2 separate regions of the Homo sapiens genome follow, and region 1 is linked to region 2. The links are chromatin loops, found by intact Hi-C in ENCODE. Cell type or tissue: heart left ventricle. All regions are shown on one strand.

Region 1 (8,000 bases), 190 kb after region 2:
TATATGTATACACACTGTATATACATACACACTATATATATACATACTGTATATATACACACATATACATACAGATTAGTAAGATATACTGTGCACACATGCCATATATAATACATGCAATTATATATATGCAATTGTATATGGGGGGTGTGCACAGTATATGTATTGTGCGCACAGTATATCTATTACATATGGCGAGTATGCACAGTATATCTTGCTATATATATGTATTATAGATCATGCATGTCCTCTAGATCAACATTTGCTAAATGAATAGGTAAATGTTCACTTATTCTTTTGCTTGATCCACCTCCAGTTTCTGTTGTGGGTAGGCTACAGGCTGCTATGGAAATCACAAAAAGCAGCAATAGCCTTTATTTATAAATAAAAAGATGACTATTTTAAAATACTAATAATTAACCCTAGAAAACCTTTTACAAAGCAGATGGGAGGTTGATGCATGGTTGGTGGAAATCCGGATGCTCTAGTCCCTTGCCCTGGCTCCACTGCCACCCTCCTGCCCTGCCCCTGCTCTGCCTCTTGGCAATAGGACTACTGGAGGTGGGCTGTGGGGGGAAGATCATGGGAATCCTAGAGTCATCAGCTAAGCCAGAGAGGAGTCTTTATGCATAAAGATTTGTGCAAATCCTGACCCTGGACCAGTGTTTATAAAAGAGAATTTCTAAAAAAGCCAAGTGGTGCTCAACCATTCCCAGCTGGGAGTTTCTTCCCTGGGAAGATAAAGCTGGAACTGAAACTACAGGAATAATTATATTTTAAATTGAGGAACTAGGAAGAGAAAATAAGCAGAAGCATTAAGGAGTTACCTCTTGGCTTATAAAATAATGTTAGAGGTTTGTGGAATAAAGCTGATTATGGAATCTGGAAACAAGACCTAGGCCATTTAACTTGCAAAACAGGCCTCAGCCTCTGAGCAGGGCCCAGTGCAGCCAAGCTAAAGTCACCCATATGCTGGAAGCCCACGTGAGCTTGGATAGGAATGTTCTAGATTTCCTTTAGCAAAATGTATTCTTCATGAGGTATTGGTGGAAAATAACATTGCAGGGCTCTGGAATATTCTGTTTATACAATTAGAGACAAAAAGGAAGAAGAAAGTTCTGATAGTTTGCCAAGAATCCTTTCTCTCCCTCAGAGAATTTTATCTGAGTCCTCCTCAAGAGGGAAGCGGGAGAGAAGAAAAGAGCCGAAAATGCAGCTCCTCCTGCCTTAGGTCATAAGTGTTAAAATACCACAAAAAGCCAAGGACTCCAAAAGTTCCACCTCAGATGACTTAAGCAGCAAAATAGCTAAAGAAGGAAAAATAAAAGTGGTGGGAGTGGGGAGGGACCCTTAGAGAATCTGGAGAAGAAATGGACCCCCCAGAACCAAGCCAGGGTGATGCTGCTAAGCAAAGACACAGGGAGGCCAGCCCTGCCAAAGCACTGAACTCTGAACAGATACAATAACAAATAGTCCATGCACAAAGAGGAGGGAACTTCTACTCTCAAAAATACGGGGGTTGTAGGAACTCACAATGAATACTACAAATACTGGAAACATAAGCACAAGTTCCCATGATGGTATCCTATTCGAGTGCCAAAGTGTTTAGGCAAATATGAGTGACAGGGGAAAACTACTGTACAATTTATCCTCAAAGAACAAAATTAGGTCAAATTCTAAAGTGAAAACTTGGCCATCTTTTGGGGACTTCTGTTGGAAATATTTTGTTGTTTTTCTTTGCTTTTGTTGTAGATGACAGTTAATAAAAAGTCAGGCCAGGCATGATGGCTCATACCTGTAGTCCCAGCACTTTAGGAAGCCAAGCTGGGAAGACTGCTTGAGGCCAAGAGTTCAAGGCCAGCCTGGGCAGCATAACTAGACCCTATCTCTACAAAAAAAAAATTAAAATTAGCCAGGCTTGGTGGTGTTAGCCTGTAGTCCCAGCTACTTCGGAGGCTGAGGCAGGAGGATCCCTTGAGCCCAGGAATTCAAAGCTGCAGTGAGCTATGATCATACCACTGCACTCCAGCCTGGGATACAGAGCAAGACTCTGTCTCTTAAAAAAAAAAAAAAAAAAAAATCTGAAGACAAAACCCGATAAATGAATGTATTACATAGTGCTTAAAAAAACAACCAAGGAACTCTGGGAGGAAGAGAGGAGGTCAGAAGGAAAATGGCCCAGAATAGACACTACTTATTCCCTGAAAGTCTAGGACTAAAGCCCCAGCTCAGAGAAAGTTTGAAGCAACCACAGCGGTAGGGTTCCAAGCATGATCTTTCAAGTATGGTGTACAAAGGTGATCCACAGGTGTATGGGAAGAGAATGTTAGATCATCCACTTCTGTTTATCAAAAAAGGACAGAAATTAATACTTTATTTAATATATGAATTGACACTGGAGGTCTCCCTCAGTCACTATGTCAGCCAGATGTCACTCGGGCTCTGTGGCTTGACTCGTTCACAGTATGCAGAGGCTGGCAGTAGAACTCCATTATTCACGCTGCCTTGCAGTGTGACCGGTTAAGTGGATAGGCTGAGTATACAGGCTAGTTTTAGATGAATACTAAAAACATTCCTGCAAAGAAACAGTTATTGAAGATAATTCTAAGTATTGAAATACAAGTGAACAAAAAAACAGCCTAGCTGATACTTCTCCTGCTCCGTCCTTATTAAGCACTTGAAATGTCACTAGAGTGGCTGAGGAACCGAAGTTCAAATTCTATTAATTTTAATTAATGTAAATATATATTTAAAATCTGATATGTGATTCCATTACTGTAAAACTTTTAAGTATATGTGGAACCACTTGAGTATATGAATCTATTCTGGCAACTATAAAGTTTGTGAAACTGAAATGCAATTAAGAATTCCAATGATTATTTTTTAGCATTGGAATTGAGGTGTGCTGTAAGTGTGAAATACACACAGGAGTTCAAAGACTTGGTAAGAAAAAAGAATATAAAGTATCTAATAATTTTTATATTGTTACATGTTGAAATGGTAATGCTTTTAATATAATGGAATTAAAAATATATATTATAAAAATTAATTTTACCATTTAAGAGTTTTTTGATGTTTCTACAAGAAAATTTAAAATTAAAATTCTGCAAGAAAATTTAAAACTAAAATTACATTATTTTAATTATATTGTCTTTATAGTGTTTTCATATTATCTTTTATAGTGTCTTACATCATCTGTCTACTGGATAGCACTGGTAGAGAGGACTTCTTTGCCCTATACCAGGTCACTCATCCTTGGTAGCCCTGGAGGGTCTTGAAAAATGCACAACCTTATCTACCTATACTGGAGTTTTTTGTTTCATAGTAAGATTACCAGAAAAATAGAAAACATACCCAACATGGGCACAAAAACTGCTGGGGTCATTTTCTCTGTGCCAGATGTGAGCTGCCAATATCATCATTTCCATTGGCAAAGCCCTTCAAACTTTAAAACAAAATGTAATTACTTTTACACACCCTTCCCCTTCCTACCTCATGAGACTATTATGAAGCTGAAGAGAGAATGTGAAAATTCTGTGACATTGGAACAAGGGATGATTAAAATATCAGCCAAGTAAACACTTTCCAACAGTTACTACCTCTGACCTTCACACTTATGTGGGGGCAATATTCCCATTTCATAGGTGAGGAAACTGTGGCAGAGAGAGGCTAGGTCCTTTCCCTGAGTCACACAGACAGCAGGTGGTGGGGCTGACATCTAGACCTCTACTCTGACCTATCAGAGAGTCATTGACACTGGTGGAGTGGACAAGAGACCTCACCCTCTGGAAACAATTTTCAAATGAGAAACTGTCTGGAAGTCTCTCTGCTTCTCTGATCTGCAGGCTGGCCTCTCCAGTCCTTGGTGAGCAGCTTCTCTGCATGGGAGCAACAGTTCCCATGACAGCTGCAGGGAACCATGGGAAAAGGGGAAAAAAACTTCCTGAATGCACTCATTGTCTTTCCAGACATTTCCGGCAGGAGGGTTGGTTCTTGGGAAACAAGACCTCATTCTTAAACTGGCTCTGCACACTCAGGTATGTGCCAAAGTGGCATCAGCATGGCCAACAACCACTTATTTGTCTAAAGCAACAGATGACTCGCTGGGGCTACTTGAACTTCTGGCCGGGAAGCTGACCCCACTCTTACTGCCCACAGAACCTCCAGGTTCCTCTGATAGGTCAGCGGGAGGGTGACCTTCAGCCCCAAATGCCTGTTTCTTCCCTTCCCAGTCATGACCAGTGGCAGGCCTGGCACGGGTGGTGGAGAAGGACAATATTCACTTCCAACGGTCAGTGGTTGTACACAGGGCCCTTCCCAAGCCATGGATTCCAGGCCCAGCCCTCCTTTCTGAAAGGTGGTAGTTTGACTTGGAATGAGATGCGCCTGCACCTGCCAAGTTCAACACACAGTGAAGAGAAACACAGCTCAATCCCCAAAGGCCCCGCCTAAGGCAAGGCAGAGACAGGGCAGTTCATCTGGAGAACAAGGGGGGTGAGCCAGGTTCCAGCACAGTCGATGCAGATGGGAATGGGGAGGCATGGGGAGGGAGTAAAGAGCTATGAACTGAGGCTCTGGGAGCGGGGATGGAAGGAGGTGGGTCGAGTTCCCACTCCTGCCCACCTCCTTTTTCATCTACTTTCCCTTTGGCCTTAAAATAACCCCATAAGTTTTGATTGATGTTTTTTGTTGTTTTAACTGGTTGTCCTCAGGGAGGGTTTTCAGAAAGAGCAGCAGCGTTTCCAGGAGCTGGCAGGGCCTCAGAGTGAAGCAAGCTCGCCCACACCCACTCCCTTCCTCACCAAGCACCAGGCAGCTCAGCCAAGGACTTCCTTCTCCTCCCCCCTGGCTTCCTCCCCTTCTCTCTCACCATTTCACCCAGGGGGGAAAAGCTCCAAGTTTTAAAAGAGTCAGCTCAAACCAGCAGCATACTTGAAATATAGAGGAAAGCCCTGCTAGGATGTCCAACAGCTCTGTGTTGTGTGACCTGGGTCGGGGAGATGGGGAGGACAGAACTGACCACAGATACCCGACCTCTAGATGAGTCCTACCCCCTAATATAATCAATGGCTTTGACCTCCTTGAAGAGCTGTTTAAAAGATTTCACATCAGCTGACTTGAGTTTCAGCCCCTGCTGTCTAATGGAAATGAATAAAAGACCCCAGGTAATAGCCCACCTTAATAGTTGCCATCTTGATAACAGAAGGGGGTTTGTAGGGCTGTTTCTGGATCTGGCAGAAACTGATCTGGGTCACTAAATGGCTTTACAGTTACAGCTGGTCTTCATTAATTATTAGATAGTTGCTAGTTAGACCAATTTGAACACTTCTAAGAGCAGCTTAATGGTTGTTTATTAAACTCTCTCCAATTATGACTGCTTAGCATATCAAAAGGCTGGGAAAATACCCCCAGGTAACCTTGGGAAGAGAAGGCAGGCACAGGTACAATGGGTGACTTTGCTGGGCTTAACAAAGATCCCAGAAAAAGAGCAAATTCAAATGAAGGTGAAAGTCACCCTTTAAATAAACCATGGACTGAAACAAATGCTAAAGAGTAAACCATTGCACAGTTCAACAACTCCCTCCCTCTTCTGGGTAATTGAAAATACTGTAACATTGTTTTGCACTTGGACTCAGTATTATGAAGTTTCTATGGTGGTGAGGAGTAAACCCTCATATGTACATATTTACAAGGTTGTGAACACTAAACCCTGCATACTGTACCTTCTGAGCAAGTTAAATGATTTTAATCCCTGATAGTCACCAATCTTGATTTTTACCTTATACTGTCTTTAGAATGTAACATTTAAATAGAGACGGGATCCCACTGTGCTACCAGTAATATCTGCATTGAGATTTTACTGTATGCCAGGAACTTTACAAGCATATTCATTTAATCCTTAGAATACCTTTTGAGTTTTGTTATTATCTCAGTTTTACAAATGAAGCACTAAGGTTCAGAGAGGCTTTGGTAACATGCCAAGTTCACAGAGTTTAAAAATGCCGAAAGTCAAGACTTACTCAATGGGCATCAAACTCCGGATCCCATGGCTTAATCTCTATGCTATAGTTCCCTAGTCTGATGGTCAACTTCTGATCTTCCAAATCAGAAAACTCCATCAGAGAGTCAAAACTTTAAATCAGTAGTCAATATTGAAAGCTTTGTCTCTCTGATGGAGTTTTCTGATTTGGAGGGAACAAGTATTGTTGGGACACTGCCCAGATCCCCCTCAGATCCCTTTTACTGAGTCTCTGTTCATCTCCCCCAGCTTCAATGAGCTTTTGCCTTTGTATTTGTCCTATTGCTTCTGTAACAAATTGCCACCTTCTTTTTCTTTTCCTTTTTTTTTTAGACAGAGTCTTACTCTGTCTCCCAGGCTGGAGTGCAGTGGCATGATCTCAGCTCACTGCAACCTCTGCCTCCCAGGTTCAAGTGCTTCTCGTGCCTCAGTCTCCTGAGTAGCTGGGACTACAAGCACCCACAACCACGCCTGGCTAATTTTTGTATTTTCAATAGAGACGGGGCTTCACCATGTTGGCCAGGCTGGTCTCGAACTCCTGACCTCAGGTGATCCACCCGCCTTGGCCTCTCAAAGTGCTGGGATTACAGGCGTGAGCCACCGCACCCGGCCACCACCTTCTTTGTGGTTTGAAATAACATAAACTTATTATCTAACAGTTCTGGAAATCAGAAGTCCCAAATGGGTCCCATGGGGCTAAAATCAAGGTGTTGGCAGGGCTACATTCCTTCTAGAGGATCTAGGAGAGAACCCATTTCCTTGTCTTTTCCAGCTTCTAGAGGCTGCCTACAGTCCCTTTCCATCTTCAAAGCCAGCAATCAAATCACTCTGACCTCTGCTTCTGTCATCATATCATCTTCTCTGACTCATCCACCTCCCTCTTTCTCATATAATGACTTTGTGATTGCATTGAACCCACCTGGATAACCCAGGATGATCTCTCTATCTCAAGATTCTTAGTTTAATCACATCTGCAAGGTCTTTTTTTTTTTTTTTTTTTTTGGGGACAGGGTTCCATTCTGTCACCCAGGCTGTAGTGCAGTGGCATGATCACAGCTCACTGCAGCCTCAACCTCCCCAGCTCAGGTGATCCTCCCACCTCAGCCTCTGAGGTAGCTGGGACTATAAGTGTGCATCACCACACCCAGCTAATTTTTTGTACTTTTCGTAGATATGGTATTTCACCATGTTGCCCAGGCTGGTCTTGAACTCCTGGACTCAAGCTATCCATTAAGATAATGCACAGGTTCCCGGGATTAGATGTGGACAGGTTTCAGAGCCATTATTCTTCCTAACACAGCATCTAATGACTGCAGCTGTTTCTCTCTTCCAAGGACTTTCCTTGGGCTCTTGATACCATTTTTCCCACAAGCAGATAGCTGCAAGTATTTCAGTTACAACATGTCCAGGCTTTCCCCAGACTGAGGGGTTTCCTGGGCCATGGGACTTTCAGTCCTAAAGCCAGGATAGTCCTGGACCAACTAAGGTGGTTGGTTACTCAATCCCAGATCAGACCTTAGCCAGTGACCGACAGTGCTGGACTACATAAACTTAGCTCCTTTGCCTCAAGTTTGGACAAACTCTGAGAGATAATTTACACTTCAGAGTTCCCCTATAGGATTAGGCTGTAGCTGCTGTCTTTGCCTAACATTCCACCCCTTACTAACTTCCCTCCCTTCCCTGTCTTTCTTTCCCATTCCCACACTAGTTCTACTGGAAGCAGTTTCTTAACAAACCACCTGCATACCAATCTTCATCTCAAGGCCTGCATCTGTGGTGACCAGCTTAAGAAGGAAGGTTATAGTAGCTTTGTTATCATTTATTCAACAAACATTATTGAACTCCTTTAATATATCAGGTACTAACCCAGGGATCAAAAGTCAAACAGAAGCTAATTTCAGTCCTTATGAAGCTCACAAAAAAGTAAGGAGACAATAGAGGAGAACCAATAATACATTTTGTTAAGCAAGAGAGGCATCCA
Region 2 (8,000 bases):
AAAAGAACTAGACTGGGCACGGTGGCTCACGACTGTAATCCTAGCACTTTGGGAGGCTGAGGTGGGAGGATTGCTTAAGCCCAGGAGTTCAAGATGAGCCTGGGCAATATGGTGAGACCCTATCTCTATTTAAAAAAAAAAAAGAAAGAAAAAGAAATAGCAAGAGAACTAGAATTAGAAGTGAAGCCTGAAGATGTGACTGAATTGCTGCAATCTCATGATTCAAGTTGAATGAATGAGGAGTTGCTGCTTATGCATGAGCCAAGAAAGTGGTTTCTTGGGATAAAATCTGCTTATGGTGGCTGGGTGTAGTGACTCACGCGCCAGTAGTCCCAGCACTTTGGAAGGCCTAGGTGGATGGATCAAGAGGTCAGGAGTTCAAGACCTGGCCTGGCCAATATGGTAAAACCCTGTCTCCACTAAAAATACAAAAATTAGCTGGGCATGGTGGCATATGCCTGTAATCCCAGCTACTTGGGAGGCTGAGGCAGGAGAATTGCTGGAACCCAGGAGGTGGAGGTTGCAGTGAGCCAAGATGGCGCCATTGCACTCCAGCCTGGGCAACAGAGCAAGACTCCATTTCAAAAAAAAAAAAGAATCTGCTTATGGTGAAGATGCTGTGAACATTGTTGCAATGACAACAGGGATTCAGAATGTTTAGAATTGAGAATATTACATAAACTTAGTTGATGACGAACTGGCAGGAGTTGATAGGATTGATTCCAATTTTGAAAGAAGTTCTACTGTAGGTAAAATGTTATCAAACAGCATCACATGCTACAGATAAATCTGTTGTGAAAGGAAGAGTCAACTGATGCAGCAAACTCCCTTGCTGTCTGATTTTAAGAAATAGCCATAGCTACCCCAGCTTTCAGCAACCACCACCCTGATCAGTCAGTAGCCATCAACGCTGAGGCAAGACCCTTCACCAGCGAAAAGATTATGACTCACTGAAGTCTCAAGACAATCATGAGCACTTTTTCTCTTTTTTAGCAATAAAGCATTTTAAAATTAATGTACGTACTTTTTATTTTTATTTTATTTATTTATTTATTTTGAGATGAAGTCTTACTCTGTCACCCAGACTGGAGTGCAGTGGTACGATCTCGGCTCACTGCAACCTCCGCCTCCCAGGTTCAAGCCATTCTCCTGCCTCAGCCTCCCAAGTAGCTGGGACAACAGGTGTGCACCACCATGTTCCGCCAATTTTTTGTATTTTTAGTAGAGATGGGGTTTCACCATGTTGGCCAGGCTTATCTCAAACTGCTGACCTCAGGGGATCCACCTGCCTCGGCCTCCCAAAGTGTTGGGATTACAGGCGTGAGCCACCACGCCTAGCCCAGTATGTACTTTTTAGACATTGCTTTTGCATACCTAATAGACTGTAATATATTGGAAACATAACTTTTGTATACCCTTGGAAACAAAAAATTTTGTGTGGCTGGCTTTATTGCAATATTTGCTTTATTGCAAGGGTGTGGAACTGACCCCACAGCATCTCTGAGGTATGCCTGTATTGAAGGAGTCAGGTTCTCTGTCCCATAGAATTCCTCATATTCTGGTTTTGGCTTCTTTCTTCCTTATAATGTTGGTTAGCGTGTTCCTCTATCTCTTGAATTTCCTGTAAACTGGTAGTTAGATCTAGATGTATGATTAAATCCAGGCTTAATTATTTCTGGAAAGAACACTGCTTAGGGAATGTTGTGTTCTTGCTAATTTGAGGAGACACCTAATACTCACAGCATCTTCTTAGCTCACGTTAAATGCATACTTACTAAATGCATGCTGTTGTTTTTCTTAAATTTAACATACTTTTCTTGAATTACAATCTGGCCCCACTTGTAGCTTCTTACTATTGACTTTATGTTTTATCCCAAAACTGTCATGAACCACAGGGTACTCCAAGCAGCTGACACCTCTTGGAGATCAGCAGGTACAACACAGGAGGTTATTCCTGAAGTTCCATTTATTGTCCCTAATTATCATTATACCCAGTTGTTGATTTTTAACCTCTCAAGTACAGATGAAGTTTTGCCTGGGATAAAATAGTCCATGGTATTGGCCAGGTACTGTGTTCCATGCTAGTCCTCAGACCTCCGAGGAATCAGGCATGTTTTTACAAAGCAAAGCAATCACTTTCACAGGTCTGAGTTACTGATACTGATAAACCATTTGTAAGTTTGCATGTATTATTTAACAGAAACTCCCACGTGCATCTAAGCAAGTTTGCATAAATTGATTAAAGAATAATTCTCAGCTGCAATAATATTAATTATTGTCCTGGAGCCCCCAATGATAGTTTTAGGAATTCAATCTGAAATGCCCTCCATGCTACCAGGACTTTCATTGGTGAAATTTAGGCAGTTGCTTGAGGGCTGTGGCATCTCAAAGCAACTACAGAGAACAAGGTCATTGTGAGATTAGCCCCAGGTTCTGCTTGCCTTCTTTCTTCCTTTCTACCCAGGAGCCAGGGAGGTAATTGTCATTGGCTAGGGAAAGTTAACCCAACTACTCAAATTAAATGGATGCAATTCTCACAATCAAGGGCTTAAAATAGACATGTAGTCTCAATTGTTCTATTGTGGAGACCTGTCTTGAGAAAACATGATCCATTCACAGAGGAGGATGGGATGGCCTCTTCTAGGTCCAATTTTGAATTTCATGAAGATTCCCTTGGGAACCTGGAGCCACTAAGGAAATGGAACTATCAGGTCCTGGAAGTGAATGTTTGCCAGTCACACTGAAGTTAGAACATCTTTGTAGAAAAAATTGGTGTGATTTACTTTACTCATAGAGTCATACTTGATTTGAACCCTGGGCTTTGCTTTGGTTGAACATGCTATTATGGCTGCATAGGCAGGGGTCAACCAAGAGCAAATTTCTGGAGGAGGGCCACATTGCCACAATCAGCTGATTAAAACTCAAGTGGGTTTTCAAAGCCTCGCTCCAGGTCAGGTTATCTTTGCATCTGTTTTTCCACTACCATTAGAGGAATAACAGCAGCCTACTTTGGAGAAAAAAAAAATGATCGGAAAAACATAGTGAGAGCATTTACCAACACAGTATTCATATTTCTCTGAGCCCTGGGGCTCTGGACCACCACAGAGAAAAGTTTTGTTTAACCTTTCCATGATGGGAAAACACTCATCCCTAATGCCAGCTCTCCACCTTCCAGCCGAGTCAAACTGCAGTAGTGGGAAATTGCTAGGGAAGCCGGCTTTGCAACAGTGAACAAATGTCTTTGTGAGAGAAGAAGGCTGCTCTGAGCAGTGGCTAATGGGGCTGCTTAGTGGAATTTTTTTCCCTTTTTAACCAAACTGAGCCTTGCTCCTTTCTGGCAGGCAGACAGGCCCACTCTTCCAAGTACGCAGGAAAGTTCTGTTTTGACAAGCGCACACATTCTTTTTCAGAAAGCCACAGAGGCAAACGCCTTTGTTGCAGACAGACCAACTCCCTTCCAGCCCAGGAGGTGAAAACTCTTTCATGAGCCACATAATGGGAGCAGCAGTTGTGCTTGCTTATACAGTTCCCGAAAAGTACATAACTTCCATTATGTAGCTTCCACATACGGAATGTACTTCCTCTCGCAAACCCAAACGCTAGCAGGGCTGTTTGTCCGGCACTGGGCCTGGCAAGGAGCAGGAGGTTGGCAGGACTCATGAGGCATTTTTCTGTTGGGCTTTGGTTTCCTGGCCAGTTGAACTCAGTCCAATTATTGTCCCAAAGTTCTGCCAGATAAAACAAGGAGAGAGCTTTTCTAGATGCCTGGCCTTGGGACTAGGAGATGGGGGAGGGAAGGTGCAAGCTGAATGGGGGTGGGGTGGGGCACACCCAAGGCCAGGGCTCAGGAGTCCCCTTTCCAAGCAAGGGCTCTGACTCCGCCCTGTAGAATGTGCAGCAGCCTCCAGAGACCTTGCCCTTCGGGTGAATGCCTGGCACTCAGGCCATTCTCCCTCTGGCATGGGGCCTGATCTTAGCATCATTTGTGATGGAAAGTCAAATTTCCTGGAACATAGGGTTAGCTTTTCAGCAGACTAATCCCATTTGCAATATACTATACAGTATTCCGAGCAGAATTGGCCCTATCCAGCAGCAGTTTAGAAGGCTGCTTCCTTGAGATGGTATCAATAACAGTGCAAGATACTGCCCACTTCCAAAGTGTCTCCCTTTACTGCCCTTCCATTGCACTTGAACTTCCTACTGTTGGAACCAGTATTTAAGAGTCACTAAAGCAATGTCTTCAGAAAATTCTATTTAAGTGCATGTATTAAATTCATAATTATGCCCACATTAAGATGCATAAATACATGTGAGCAAATTACAAAATATATGTAGGCTTAACCCCTATGGGTCTAGTGGTTACTCCCCATCCCTCCTTCTTAAGGAATGGTTGCATCTTTTCGACAGAAGAGGCTGAGGATAAATGTCTGCTCTGGAATCTCCTCACATTGCCCTGGTTCCATCTTTATCTTACTTCCTTCAACAGTCCATGAAGGGGCTTTTCCCAAATCAGTATAAACAAACTCACATTGGATTGATCATTTTCTTGTGTCTGAGCTGGGTTGCTAAATACAGAAGTTGTTCAATGTCCAGTATTTAAAATATGGAGACTTTCTGTCTTGATTACAGTTCAGTAACTCTATTTCTGTTGCTCTGTTATTTTGGTACCTAAGTGTGATTGCATAAATCTGTGAAATGTTGGAAATTCAAGTGGAGCTCATTTTTTCTGAGATATAAGTGCACTCTGGTTTTGCTTTTTGAAAAATGTCTTTGAAGTTTCCCTATACAAAGTGCCTGTGTTCAGCCCTGCAGAGGTGGCGGCAGGGCGGAGGGGCTTGAGCCTCCCTGATGACAAGCAGGACAAGGAATATCATCCAGGCTGTCAGTTGCCAACAGGATTCTGATCACTCAAGGCCCTTGCCCCTGTGGTCACTTTAGGTCTTCCACTATTGAATGTCCCTCTGGTTCTAGCAATTTTTCTCTGACCACAAATTGTGGCTTTGCTAATGTTTGATGTTTACTTAATTCCATGAAGTCTAGGTCACACATATTGTCTTGTTGCCTCCCAGTTTTCTCATACCTAACCTGAAGAGTAATGGAGACCCAGGACATGGGATCAGTGCAGGGAGGAAGGCCTGGGATTCTAAGCCACTTCTATTTCTATATAAATGTGTAGAATAGGAAGTTAAAAAAAACTCATTCAGACTGGGTAACGCAGGCAGACATCACTAAAGAAGTAGCACTGAGGCTGAGGCCTGAATGAAGAGAAAGAGGCAGCCCCATGAGGAGCGGGAGAAAGAGCCTACAGGTAAAGGGAAGAGCAAAAGCGAAGGTCCTAACTTAGAAACGAGCTGGAGGCATCATACAACCAAGGCCTGGTCACTGTGTCTGCAGCTGCAAGAAAGGGGGAGAATGGCATGCATGGGACAAAGACGCTCAGAGTAAAGTGTTTGAAACTATTGGGAAAGAATCCAGAAAGCCTTGGAGGGTTTTAAACAGGGAGAATGATGCAATCCAAACTATATATTTAAAATTCCCCTCTGGCAGCCGTACAGGAAGACAAGTAAGGACCACTGCCTAAATCAAGACAAGAGACAATGGTGGGAAAGATGCTGAGAGCCCCAGGCAGATCTCAGAGACATTTTGGAAGTTTAATTGACAGGATTTGGTAATGGGCTGGATATGACCCCAGGATCCCAGGCTCTGCCTGGTCCCAGTCCACTGTCTTTACCTGAACTTTATCACCTCTTAAGGATCCTCCAGGAGCCCATAGAAGCTGAGCCAGGCATTGGCACCCAGCTCGTGAATTAATCCAGACCACTTAGCACTTGTGCACACCTGCTGTTCCTGAGTCTCAGCTTTACTGAGGCCTTGAAACCTCTCTTTCTTCCTCTATTCCCCTGGTTACCATTGTGTTCCTAGAGCTTCCATATGTCAGGCTTCACTCTGACACCTGCTCCAGGGTGATCCACAATGTGGCTCTTGCTATTCACCCTTATGGCTTTATTCTGTGGGTACAATGCATCCCCCACCCTGTCCCAGCACCTACAGGCCTAACTGGCTGGGTCTGCCCCTCACCAACCCCTTTTCCCCAATCATGTGTGGTCCTGAGATGCTGCCCAGCTTTCTAAGAATGCCTCTTTTATTGGGATATTATACTTCTAGCCATTGACTAGGGCTGCTTCTACCTGGCTATGCCTCTTAGATCCATGTCTCACTGGCCTCCTGTTTCTAAGAGTCTACCCTTCTTGAGAACTCTTGCTTGTCTCATGGCCTAGATGAGATCCTATCTGCCTGTTCCTCTTCTATGGCACCACTAACTAGAACCAAAATGAAGCTGCTATGTCCCTTTGGACTGTTGGCTTCTTCTGTCTTGGGTGGCAGACAGAGCTAATGGCAGGGAGGCCACTAGCTGGCCCTGTCTTGGCCAGACCAAAGTTCTTCCTATGTGGTGAGATCCTGGCCTGTCACTTTGCTACACCCACCCAAGTCACAACCATGAGAGCACTATGCAATGAATATGCCTAGGTAAATATGCCTATACAGGCTGATTCTTGTGCATAAACATGTATATATGTAGGTATATGTTTATTAATAGAAGTCTACAATGACACAACTTCTTATAATTATTTTAGTTCATCTAAGGCCATATATGTAAGGATTAAAATTCAGATATGTAGACAGACCCTGATTATTGGGTATGGTCATGAACTGCTCACAAAATGACACCTCCCTGAATAGGTCTCACTCTAATCTTGCTTTTATCTTCCTGCACAGAATTATTCAGGTAGGCCTTCCTTTAAAAAAAAAGAAAATAAGACAAGATCATTGCAGAAAAGCATACCCAACTCCCATAGTTTACCACCTCTTCAAAGCTGATTCTTTCCTTGGTTCATCTTTTTCTTATGATTCATAATTCCTTACTTTTTATATCAGTCACCTATGGTCATAATAGTGCTGCATGAGGTACAATCTCAAAATATAGTGGCTTAGGATAATAAACATCCATTCACTTTACTGTTCTGTGTGTTGGTATTTTAGGCAGAGGTGGCTGAGCAGTCCTGGTCTCAGAATTCTCTCACGTTCCTGGTAATTGACTATTGGTTGATCTTGGCTGAGATGACTCTGGTGACTTGCCGGTTCCCACGTTGTGTGTCCCATCCTCCAGGAGCCAGACTGGGCATGTTGTCATGGTGATGACAGAAGGCAAGAACAGAAACGTAAATGGAAACATGCAAGTACTCTTTCGAGCATTTGTTTGTGTCACATCTACTAACCTCCCATTGGATAAAGCAAGTCACATGGCTTTTAATGAAAGAGTTAAAGCTTTAACAACACCTCTGGAGGCTTCCATAGTCAAGAATTTTGAGGTTTAGTTGAGTAAAATGGCAGAGTCAAAAGAATAAACCATCAGATGGAATGTCTTAGGAAGACTGCAGTAACAAGAAATTTTAAGAGCTTCAAGCCAGGAAGATCTTAGCTTGAAGAAATCCTCACCCCACCATTTTATAAATAAATAAATAAATAAATAAATAAATAAATAAATAAATAAATAAAAAAAAATAAAGCCCAGAGGGGTTCAAGTGCATTTTCAAAGGGAGAGAGATGGAGCTAGAACAAGAATCCAAGTCTTTTGCTCAGCCCAGTGTTCCTTCTGTTGCCTGAAGTTTCTCTGGCCATTGGCCACTCGGCTCCTCTATAATGTTCACCTCTAACCTTTGTTTTCATTTTCCTATCATCCAACTGCGTGATAATAAATTGGTCTCAGTACTCTGTTTTCTTAATTCCTAGTAGAAGCTGAAGGCATTGCTTTTCTCCTGGGAACACTGTTTGGTGCTGACTGATTGGAGGTGCCTCCCCTGGGTTTGCAGAGGGAGCAAGGTTTTAGTTCCTGGAAAATTTAATACACAATTTGATCTTTGCTACTCTACTGAACTTCTCCTAAGCTTGCCTTTCCTTATCTCCTTGCTCTCCCAGCTGCCAGGTAATTTGATCTGGAT

What was found. A loop is a pair of places that touch in the nucleus more often than their neighbours do. Peaks named below come from ENCODE experiments on the same cell type or tissue, not always from the same donor. Only the 100,000 strongest peaks of a DNase experiment are listed, where the experiment ranks them.
Region 1: a loop joins it to region 2, with 4 times the contacts of the local background. A loop is called at or near these places in 4 of 110 quality-filtered maps.

Annotation. Positions count from the first base shown.
Region 1 is chr3:40,687,683-40,695,682 of GRCh38, reverse strand. No RefSeq gene overlaps it. Among named protein-coding and RNA genes, the nearest start is that of ZNF621, 170 kb to the right of the region's middle. In heart left ventricle, no CTCF peak of the experiment used is centred here; DNase peaks (open chromatin) are centred at 4,412 and 4,782; H3K27ac peaks cover 3,118 bases.
Region 2 is chr3:40,873,669-40,881,668 of GRCh38, reverse strand. All of the region lies in intron 2 of LOC105377043 (a long non-coding RNA gene), which reads right to left. LOC124906230 (a long non-coding RNA gene) reads right to left here. Exons shown (of 3, transcript XR_007095887.1): 3 at 5,346-7,176. Among named protein-coding and RNA genes, the nearest start is that of CTNNB1, 320 kb to the left of the region's middle. In heart left ventricle, no CTCF peak of the experiment used is centred here; DNase peaks (open chromatin) are centred at 3,368, 3,628 and 3,858; H3K27ac peaks cover 2,590 bases.